Regions from separate parts of the Homo sapiens genome. Here region 1 is linked to region 2. A link is an interaction called in ENCODE POLR2A ChIA-PET data of the cell type or tissue named here. Cell type or tissue: PC-9. All regions are shown on one strand. Each heading gives the region's core, and the rest is flanking DNA. Links, peaks and the distances in the headings are about the cores only.

What was found. Peaks named below come from ENCODE experiments on the same cell type or tissue, not always from the same donor. Only the 100,000 strongest peaks of a DNase experiment are listed, where the experiment ranks them.
Region 1: POLR2A ChIA-PET joins it to region 2 with 5 read pairs; 1 of 35 experiments calls an interaction of 5 or more read pairs at or near these places.

The regions. Positions count from the first base shown.
Region 1 is chr15:58,551,774-58,557,150 of GRCh38, forward strand. All of the region lies in intron 6 of LIPC (lipase C, hepatic type), which reads left to right. Among named protein-coding and RNA genes, the nearest start is that of LIPC-AS1, 56 kb to the left of the region's middle. In PC-9, for the core only: no CTCF peak of the experiment used is centred there; no DNase peak of the experiment used is centred there; H3K4me3 peaks cover 942 bases; H3K27ac peaks cover 2,439 bases.
Region 2 is chr15:57,438,638-57,444,014 of GRCh38, forward strand. CGNL1 (cingulin like 1) reads left to right here. Exons shown (of 19, transcript NM_032866.5): 2 at 1-964; 3 at 1,740-1,834; 4 at 3,736-3,841. Among named protein-coding and RNA genes, the nearest start is that of CGNL1, 65 kb to the left of the region's middle. In PC-9, for the core only: no CTCF peak of the experiment used is centred there; a DNase peak (open chromatin) is centred at 2,434.

The DNA.
Region 1 (5,377 bases), core at 312-5,311, 1.1 Mb after region 2:
GTATTTTAGTGCAGGGTCTGGTTGGGCAAGATAAACATCGCCTCCTGATTGTAGTTTCACAAAGGATGACTAACTTGGCCTGAATTCCTCTGGCTCCCAAGATATTTCGACAAAACCATCAAAGGATCTATTTTCTACAACTGTACACCAGAACTCGGGTAAACACTGCGAGAGTACAGCAGTAGCAAGAGAGAATTGGGAAACAGTCGCCGAGTGAAACGAGGCAATTTATCGCCCACTTCCATTCTCACTCTCTCACAAGGAACCTTTACCAGTTTGGGAGCCTGTTTTTAAGGGAGGGGGAGGGAAACGGATCTGTACGGAGTAAATCCTGTTTCGCCAGTGCCTCCTCTCATTTCATCCTCAGAGCAGTCAGATGAGGTAACCGGGTGGAGAGGAGGGAAGGGGCCCTCGGGGGGCACTCTGCCCGGGCACTGGGCTGGATGTGTTGTACACGTTAGCTCATTTCCCATTTGATCCTCACAGCAACCCCCAGACAGGGAGAGACACACGCACACACAGAGACACGGTCAGGGCAAAGTCACACAATTTGTGAGCAGGAAGCATCGCATTGAATCCCAGCCTTTGCTCCTTTTACTGCACTTGGCCTCGGCGTAGGACCAAGGCCCTCGACTGAGTGCCTCTCCCTCCTGCGGCATTCCAGCTGCATGTCCCGCCTCCTCCTCTCTGCCCTCCTTCCACACTCCCTCTTCCATATCTCCTCCACTCTTCTCCTGTCTTCCCCGTGCTGCCCTTCCCCCTCCCCCGCCCCCTCACCCACGGCCCTGCACTCCAGGCTCCCTGGGTCGGGGGTGAGGGGCACTTGCTTCTGCTGCTCGCCGCAGCCATGAGAGCACCCTTCCTTGCTGGTCGGCGAGATGACGAGCCAAGCTGTGACTCGGGCAGTCGGTCTGTTTTTGGCTTCTCTCAGCTACTTCTTTGGAAGGTTTCCACTGACTTCAGGGAGAGTTCCAGAAGAAGCAGGGGGTGTCGTAGACAGCACAGGCTTGGGGTTGGGATAAGGAGTGTCAAGAATCTTGGCCTTGCTGCCAACCACTTATGTGACCTTGACCTAATGACAAAACCTATGTGGGCACCAAGGAAGAGGTGTGAATAGACATGGGGATGAACCACTAGCACGGGACCTGCAGGTGGGTCTCAAAACCTGCCCCGGTCAGTTCAGTGTGGAGGAAGGAAGTAGATGACACCCGATTAACACCTTCTGGAAGGCAGGCATTTTTTCATCGCCATCTTATCACATTTTTACAGCGACACTACAAGAAAGTTCCTAACCTGCATTCACAGATGAGGAAATCGAGCCCCAGAAAGGCTATGTGGTCTCCAGATCACAAGGAAGCAGGCATCAGAGAGGACTCAAACCCTGGGCTCTGTCTATCCGTTGAGGGCCCTTATTCCACCCACAGCACAAAGAGCTGGCAACAGGACGCCAGTCAGCACAACAGTCCTGGCCGCACACACACACTCCCCCATCTCCACCGCTCGCAGGCAGCAACAGACCCCCACAGAAGGGGCAGGCATTGGCCAGGCACGGTGGCTCACACCTGAAGTCCCAACACTCTGGGAGGCCAAGGTGGGAGGATCTCTTGAGCCCAGGCGTTCCAAACCAGCTCGGGCAACAAAGCAAGACGCCATCTCTACAAAAGAATTAAAAATTAGCCAGGTAGAGTGGTGCATGTCTGTAGTCCCAGCTACTTGGGAGACTGCAGGAGGGTTGCTTGAGCCTAGAAGGTCAAGGCTGCAGTGAGACATGATGGTGCCACTGCACTCTAGCCTGGGTGACAGAGTGAGACCCTGTTTCAAAAAAATTCAATTTAATTTTAAAAAGAAAGGGGCAAGCATCCAGTCTCGTGACATCAGGGCATCACTTAAATGGGACTGTACTGTTAAACCAAAATGTGGCCACGAAAATACCGACACATACAGGTGTTACATACAAAGGCTAACAAAATCACTTTCCCTTTTTCTTCTTCACTCGCGCCTGCTCTGAGTTAATTCACTTTCATTCAGCCTTGCCGGCACTGGCTGCCTTCTTTGGGCAGCAACACCCTGGACAACACCATCCTGGGCCCCTCAATCCTATGATCTTCAGCTTCCCTCTGAGTTAGAGGCATTTCGGGTCTAGGAACAAGCCCTCTGGGCTTGGAGAAAACACAAGAGGTCTCATTCCTACCATCTCCATGAGAGAAATCCATACACGGAGGGGGAAAAAAAAAAAGCCCTCTTTGATGTTTGCAAAGAGAGTCATAATATCTCCCAGAGCCAACATCTAATGATTCAGAATCATTGTTTCTGGGAGGCAAAAAATAGAAAGAAATATATTCTCTTTTCATAAATTCAATAACCTGATCTTGTGAAAAGAAAATGTAAGTTTTTTCTTTTTTAAATGGCACCAGCAGGGTCCACACAGGGTTACAATCCAGGATTTTTCCTAGTGAGGAGACTCTCCGGAGGCCTCAGATTTCTGCTGTAAATGGAGTTTCCCTGATCACATTCGAGGTCAATGGACTATTTCATGCCTTTCATCTTTAAGACCTGAAATAATTTCTCCTGCCAGAACTTGGGAGTATGTTGTACTGGTCTCTTTGCAGTCACAGGATTAAAAGCGTTTTCCCCAAATCATTTTTTAACGTCCTTATTAAACATGTCATAAGGTAAAGTGGGCAAAATCACTCACACTTTTTTCCTTAATCTTTGTAATAGCATCATTGTGCTGGGGGTGGCAGGGTAGAATGATAGGCAAATTGTCTTTTCTTTTCTTCCTTTTTTTTTTTTTTAAAGAAAAACACTTACAAAAATCCAAATAAGAGTAAATAATTAGGACTGGGTGTGGCGGCTCACACCTGTAATCCTAACACTTTGGGAGGCCAATGCAGGAGGATTGTGTGAGCCCAGGATTTTGAGACCAGCCTGAGCAACATACAGACCTCATCTCTACAAAAGAGGAGGAGGAAGAAGAAGAAGGAGGAGGAGGAGGAACTAGTTCTCAGCAGGAACCAGTTCTCAGCCTGAAAGACTCATTTATATTTAAAGTTAATTTCATTTAAAGATTTCTCCAAAAAAGGGCAGTCATGCAAGATTCTCCGTGCAGACATGGAGTTTCTCAGGAGTGCTCCTGCAAACTCAAGGGTGCCTCAGCCATCAGCGCAGGTTCCGTCCCCAGCCCGTTCCCTGGTGAGCCTCAGAAAGCATGCTGGCTTGGCTCTTCACAGCCCACACACCTTGGCACGTTCCATCCTCCTGCAGAGATGCTACTCTAGGGACACATGTTGTAGAAATAGGCAATTCTCATTCATAGGATGTGCAAGCTAAAGGGGCCTTTGCATCCTCTAAAGCTGACTCCTGGGTTTTACACAAGCACTTTCTCCTAAAATCGTGGAACCATAGCATCTCAAATGCAGAAATCAATCTCCTCCTACTCACAATTTAAGAAAAAGGGAAGAAAAAGTGTATCGCCAAGACAAGGGCATGAAACATTTTCCCCGGCTCAGGGGCCAGACGTTTAGGGGACAGGAGAGCGTCCTTTGTGGCAGCGATAGCCCAGGATGGATGTCAAGGGGTCAGAGCTGGCAGGCAGTTTGTCTTGGTGGCTTCATTAGAAGCAGGTGTTGAACCACAGCTTTTCTTCAGGGGCTGTTGGCCATTTGCTTTCAAGGGACAGACTCAGCTTGCAGAACGAAAACAGCAGGCGATATAGAAAGAGTCTTTTGGAATTAGACACACCTGGCTTTGAATCCTGCTCCACTGAACTATCTGGATAACTATAGGTCTCCAAACCTCCACTTCCTTATTTATATTCACCAGGATAATTAACACTGTGTCGGTCTAGGTCTCAGCAGAAAACAGGACTCCACTGGCCTGGATCAGCTGAAGAAAGCAAGTGGGACTCCTTACAACAGGGTGGGCAGTGTTAAGGAAACCAACAAGGACTGAGGCGACTCCCTGCCTCTAACAGCAGGACAGATGGAGCCAGGGAAGGGACTAGCTGTGGGAAAACCAGAGCCATGGAGGAGGGGCTGCTGATAATCGTGGGAGGGCAGTGGCTGCACAGTCAGGCTCCAGAGCACGGGGGAGCAGAGGGAAAATGCCCCTGCCTCTCTCTTCTCCGCCCTGATCTCCTGCTAGTGCCTCTCCCTCCAGTGGTCACACCCAACCAGAAACCAATCGACAAGGGAGCCCGGCAGATGCAGCCTAAGGGATCCCATCCTGGGGCTCAGAGCTGAGCAGTGGAGGGCAGAGTGGATGAGGACAGCAGGGGTAGAGGGAGCAGATGGGCACTACCCAGCAGGGCATCATTATTTAGCCTGTTATGAGGAGAAAGATGATGTATGTAAAACACTTAGTATGTAGCTTAACACATAGTAGGATCTCAACAAATGGGAGCTATTTTATCATCCTTGGTGTCTTTAATGCAGTTATATATGCATGTTGTTCTTCACTCAGAGAGCCTGTGAAGTACTCCTTGGAGGCCTAGTGTGTGCTGTGCCCTTGTGGAGATACAAGCAGTAGTGTGGTTCCGAGATGGCCTTTGGGGAGATAAGACATGGACACAGATGCCCGTGAGACAAGGCAGAGGCCACAAAGGACCACAACTTCTAGTTCTCTTTTTTTTCCTTTTCAATACTTGTAAAAGCTCTTTCTTTTTCCAATAGGATTCCAATTAGAATACACGTTTACTGCAGAAAATGTGAAACTTGCAGAAGAACATAAAGAAGAGAATAAAAATGACCACTCTGCCCTCTCCAGAGATAAGCACTGTTAATATTTTTGTGAATTCCCCTACTTCTATGCATTCTGTTTTGCAGAGTTGGTCTCATACTAGACAGTTTCGTAGCCTGTGTTTTTTTGTTTTTGTTTTCTTTTTCACTTCTTTCATAAGCATTGAAATCATTCCAAAAATAGCTTTTAATGGCTTCATAAGAGTAAATCACATGTTTGGGACAATGAACTGAGAATCAGCAGACTAACTTCTAATTGCAGCTTCATCAGTTATTAGCCACGTGACAACGACAAGTTACTTAACTTTTTCTGAGCCTCAGCTTCTTCCTTTGCAAAATGATGTGGGAGGGAAGATAAAGTAGGCATCTTATAAAGTTGTTGTAAAGAGAAATGAGATAATTATATGAAACTATTAGCTCAATGTCTGGGACATAGTGAAGCGCTAAATAGTAGTTATCATAATTGCTGTTATTAGTTCATAGCCATCCCTCTATTACTGAATATTTCAGGTGTTTTCAGTGTATTTTTACACAAATGTTAGGACATTTTTTAACTGAAATCTCTTTCCACAATTCAACTTTTTCCTTAGAATATATAAAGCTAGTGGTCCTGGGTATAAACATGTAAAAGTTCAAGTTCT
Region 2 (5,377 bases), core at 169-5,168:
GACAGCTATTCGTTTATGCAGCTCCGTGGTCATAGAGGACCCCAAAAAGCAGACCTCAGTGTGTGTAAACGTTCAGAGCTGCACCAAGGAGAGGGTGGGAGAGGAGGCCCTTTTCACTAGCGGGAGGCCCCTGACTGCCCACAGCCCACATGCCCACCCTGAAACCAAGAAAACCAGGCCAGATGTTCTTCCCTTCCGGCGACAGGATTCAGCGGGACCCGTCCTGGATGGAGCTCGGTCCCGGAGGTCCTCCTCGTCATCCACAACTCCCACGTCAGCCAACTCTTTGTACAGGTTTTTACTGGATGATCAGGAATGTGCCATCCATGCCGACAACGTCAATCGTCATGAAAACAGAAGGTATATTCCCTTCCTGCCAGGAACTGGACGGGATATTGATACAGGATCAATTCCTGGTGTGGATCAGTTAATTGAAAAATTTGATCAAAAACCTGGGCTTCAGAGAAGAGGAAGGTCTGGGAAGCGAAACAGAATTAATACAGATGACAGGAAAAGATCCAGAAGCGTGGATAGCGCCTTTCCTTTTGGCCTCCAAGGGAACTCGGAGTACCTGATTGAATTCAGTAGGAACTTGGGCAAGTCAAGCGAACACCTCCTCCGGCCTTCCCAGGTGTGCCCGCAGCGGCCACTGTCTCAGGAGCGCCGTGGGAAACAGAGCGTGGGCCGCACCTTTGCAAAGCTGCAGGGAGCAGCGCACGGGGCTTCATGTGCCCACTCCAGGCCTCCCCAGCCGAACATAGATGGGAAAGTTCTGGAAACCGAAGGTAGTCAGGAAAGTACAGTGATCCGTGCGCCCTCCCTTGGTGCACAGAGTAAAAAGGAGGAGGAGGTGAAAACAGCCACCGCTACGCTGATGTTACAGAACCGGGCAACAGCAACTTCGCCTGATTCTGGTGCCAAGAAAATTTCCGTGAAGACATTTCCTTCGGCCTCAAATACTCAGGTAACACTAGTGCGATTCCTGTTTGGTTTTTTTTCTCTTCCTTCTAAATAATGTAATGATGTACTTATGCTGCAGGAGGCCATAGGAATTACACATCCTCAATCTTGTATCAGGAATCACACAGCTGATCTGTTTCAGGATCCAGTTGTGTCCTACTGACGATGTCCTACTGCCAATTGTATAGTTTTCTGGGTTCTTTGAAGTTCAGCTGGATTCCCATTGTGATCTCTCTGTAAAGTAACTTGGCAGACGCTACAGAGAGGCTCAATTGTTCTGTTTGTGTATGCATGAAATCTGAAAGTATGCAGAATTTGTTTCTACACAGAGGCTGAATAGTTAGGTTTGTGTAGGTATATTAATTTTCCTCATAAAATTGAGTGACTGGGTTAATTTCTAGCCTGAAAAATTAGGTTAATTTTCATTTAGGTTAATTGTCAAGTGAGAATCTAAGTGGCACATTTAGTGTTTTGATAGTAACAATAAAAAATAATGATATTGATAAAATGGTAAAAAAAAAAAAAAAGTAGCTAAGTGCTAGGCACTGTTTGTTATATATTACAGGATTGCACCAACCCTGTGCAGGTAGTACCTATTAACCTCAATTTACAGGTGAGAAAATTGAGGCGAGGAGAAGTTAAGTAACTTCCCCAAGATTATGAAGCTGGTAAATGTTGTAACTGGCTCTAAGAAGGATGCTCACTGGAGGAATTGTTTGGTGTTTGGAAGCCTCTGGGAACTTCATCCTCATGGTCTAACAACAGGCCTTATGTTCCAGGCCACACCGGATCTCTTAAAGGGCCAGCAAGAGCTCACTCAGCAAACCAATGAGGAGACAGCTAAGCAGATTCTCTACAATTACCTCAAAGAAGGGTTAGTGATTTTCCCTCTGAAAGAGCAAAGTATTGTTGTTTCTGGTGGGACTCTTAATTTCCTTTTCCGAGGCTTTAATGGTTACCTTCCTTTCTTGCCCTGTGCCAGCCGTTGGAGGGTTAAAACTCAATGGCTGGGGTTTTCGTGACGGCATTTGTCTTGTGTGGTATGGGGTGGGGGCTTTGGGAGGGGTGTGTAGGAAAGGACACCATACTTTAAAAATTAAAATGAATACATTTTTAAAGTGACCCTTTACTATTTCAAAAGCAAATTCAAAGATAGGAGGAGTTTCTACTCTTCAGGTTTGAATGGAGTCCGCCATCACCTTGAGTTCTTCCGTGCAATGTGGTAGTCCTTTAGAAGTTACAAATAAAAACACCTCCCCTCCCCAGAGTTAACATTGGCCAAGAGCCCCTGCTTCCATTATTTTTAAAGCATGTGTGAGTCATTTAAAAGCAGTGCTTTCCATGCTTATCTTGGTGGTTGAGGTGGAATAATCAGGGTTTCAGCCCTTACTTAGATACTAACTGTGCTGGAACTTGAGCAAGGAATTTGAGGTTTCTGTTTCAGTTCTCTCAACAGATGTGATTAAGAGGAAGGACAAAAAAAAAAAAAAAAGCTTTACAGCCTACATGACTGAAAACCAGCCACTTGGCAAATCCTCATTGGTATCAAAATACTGTATATTTTTGTATTGTGCCTTACAATTATTTGTCAGTTTTAGAGCTAACAACATAGTAAGGCTCAAAATATAAAACAGGGGATCTTTTGAAAGGGGGAAAAAAAAAGTAACCTGAAAGATTAATCTAGCTAAGAACTGGTTATTAGTATCTCCCTGTGGAAGACTTTACCATGTTAAGATTAAGGTAGAAGAAATCTTGACTTTTAAAATTCATTATTTTTTTTTTATTTTTTGGGACAGAGTCTCACTCTGTCATCCAGGCTGGAATGCGGTGGCATGATCTTGGCTCACTGCAACCCCCACCTCCCAGGTTCAAGAGATTCTCCTGCCTCAGCCACCTGAGTAGCTGGGATTATAGGTGTGCGCCACCATGTCTGGCTAATTTTTGTATTTTTAGTAGAGACACAGTTTCATCATATTGGCAAGGATAATCTCAAACTCCTGACCTCAAGTGATCCACCAGCATCTGCCTCCCAAAGTGCTGAGATGACAGACGTGAGCCACCGCACCTGGCCAAAATTCATTAAATTCTTTTATGTATGTATTTTTTGGCACATGATTTATTGAGACATTGGTAAGACAGACTTTAGTGGGAGGTGCCTGTTGAAGGAAGTTTATTTTAAATCTTTTTCTTCTAATTGCTGACGGTGTGGTAGAAGTTAATAAAACTTAGTATCTCCGTGTTACCTGTGAAAGCCCAGACAAAGGGCTGCCATGCTGATAATCTTGGCTTAGGGGTTTTATTTTTTTAAACATAGGTTAAACAAATTAAGATCATTGTAGATCATTCTTAGTGTAAGATTCAGATGTACAGCATGTTTGTGTGTGTGAGAGAGATATACACATACGCACTTCAAAGAAAAGGAGAATTCTTTTTGGAATGGACATGAGCATTTGAATCAAACAACAAATTACTAAATGTTCACTGGGTGTCTTCTCCAAGCTTACTGAGGATGTGTTTATGTGCCTCTCACATATTTGCAAGTGGGAACCCTGTCCCAAATTGAGTGGTAACACATCATTTATTTGAAAAAAAAAAAAAAAAAAAAAGACACCATCCATCCTACTCTCACACTGATTTTGTCTGAGGCTTTAATTAATTCACAGCTCCTGCAAATTATCTCCTTAAAGGACCTGTTGGGTGTGTGTCATGACATATAAATTGTTCTGAGACCAGTGGTTGTGTCCCTCATTGTTTTCTCTGCTGTCCCTTTTTCAGAAGCACTGATAATGACGATGCTACTAAAAGGAAAGTCAACTTGGTCTTTGAGAAAATCCAGACCTTAAAGTCTCGAGCAGCTGGGAGCGCCCAAGGAAATAACCAAGTAAATGGAAGTTTTGTATTTTGTAGAGTGCATTTAGCATGGAATGTGGTAAACAACTTGCTGTTTCTTCAGTCTGTATGTTTGTTTATAGCAGTAAGTGGGAAGTTGCCTGAGTAGTGAGGAGTACTCTTCATGTTTTACATGTTGCAGCAACATTTTATTGAGACAGAGTCTCTGTCACCCTGGCTGGAGTGTAGTGGTATGATCTTGGCTCACTGCAACCTCTGCCTCCTGAGCTCAAGCCATCCTCCTACCTCAGCCTCCCAAGCAGCTGGAACTACAGGCATGTGCCACCACACCCGGCTAATTTTTGTGTTTTTAGTAGGGTGAGGGTTTCACCATGTTGCTCAGGCTGGTCTCGAACGTCTGGGCTCAAGCAATCCACTCACGTTGGCCTCCCAAAGTGCTAGGATTACAGGCGTAAGCCACCATGCTTGGCCTTTCCCAGCCTTTTTTCCAGAAAAGTTTAAAGATATTTTATTTAAAAATACATAGACTATAACAGGATGATACAAACAGATGGCGAGATTTAGAAGAGGAAAATAAGAATAGGAAGACTAGCATTGTCATAGGCAAACATGGAAGGTAAGTGTGAACAGGCTTGGACCCAAGCTCTGGAGCTTCAGGTGTGAAAGAGAATGGGACTAGAGACTGGTGACACTGATCAGCTGTGGTGCAGGGGACAGGAAAGAGCCCAGTGGTGCCAAGTTAGTTTTTAAATAACTGCCTGTCTGATTGATTGTGCTGAATTTGAGTGGGGACATAGAGATTTTTTTGGTTAAGGAAGGAGCCCTCTCACATTTGATAAACAACTACTCTATGTCAGACACACCTGGTGCCCTGGAAGGAAGCCACTCGTAAGAGAGTACGGCTAAACACTCGTTCCTCAATCTTCCACCGCCTTGTGTGGAACTCATTTCTTGCTTGTCCATCTTCCTTTCCCCTCCCAGGGGAGTTCTGCATGGGAAGGAAAGAGGAAGACACCTGGAGGCAGGTAACAGGAAACTTGTCTGTAGCTTCTTTCTAACTTGGGAAGCGTACATACAGGGGATAATTTTAGGCGTCAACCTACCATCTTTACTACTTGTTATTCCCCCAGCACTCAGCTAACCCATGACTGCTGCTGTGGCCTCAAATAGAACAATGCCGTACACACACATACGCAATTCCCACTGGGGAATCTTTACACCATAGTCCTTGCGTATTACACCATAGTCCTTGCATATACATAGCCTTGAGGAGCTCTACATAGTTCTTAAAGTCAGTCCAGTATTTGTTTGCTAAAACTCTGAAGTCCAAATTATCAACACGATTCTTGTTTTTTTGTATACCTGCATACAGGCTATGCAGGGAGTGCGGGTTGGAATCTCACCGGCTGTTACAGAGCAATATAAAGGGTCTTGAACACAGGGGCTTTGGGTATAACTTAGCTAACAGATGAGTCTTCAACAAATATCCTTTTTATATTGTTTTATTGGGGTATAACTTATATAAAGTAAATTACACAAATTGTATCTGTACAGTTCATTGAATTTT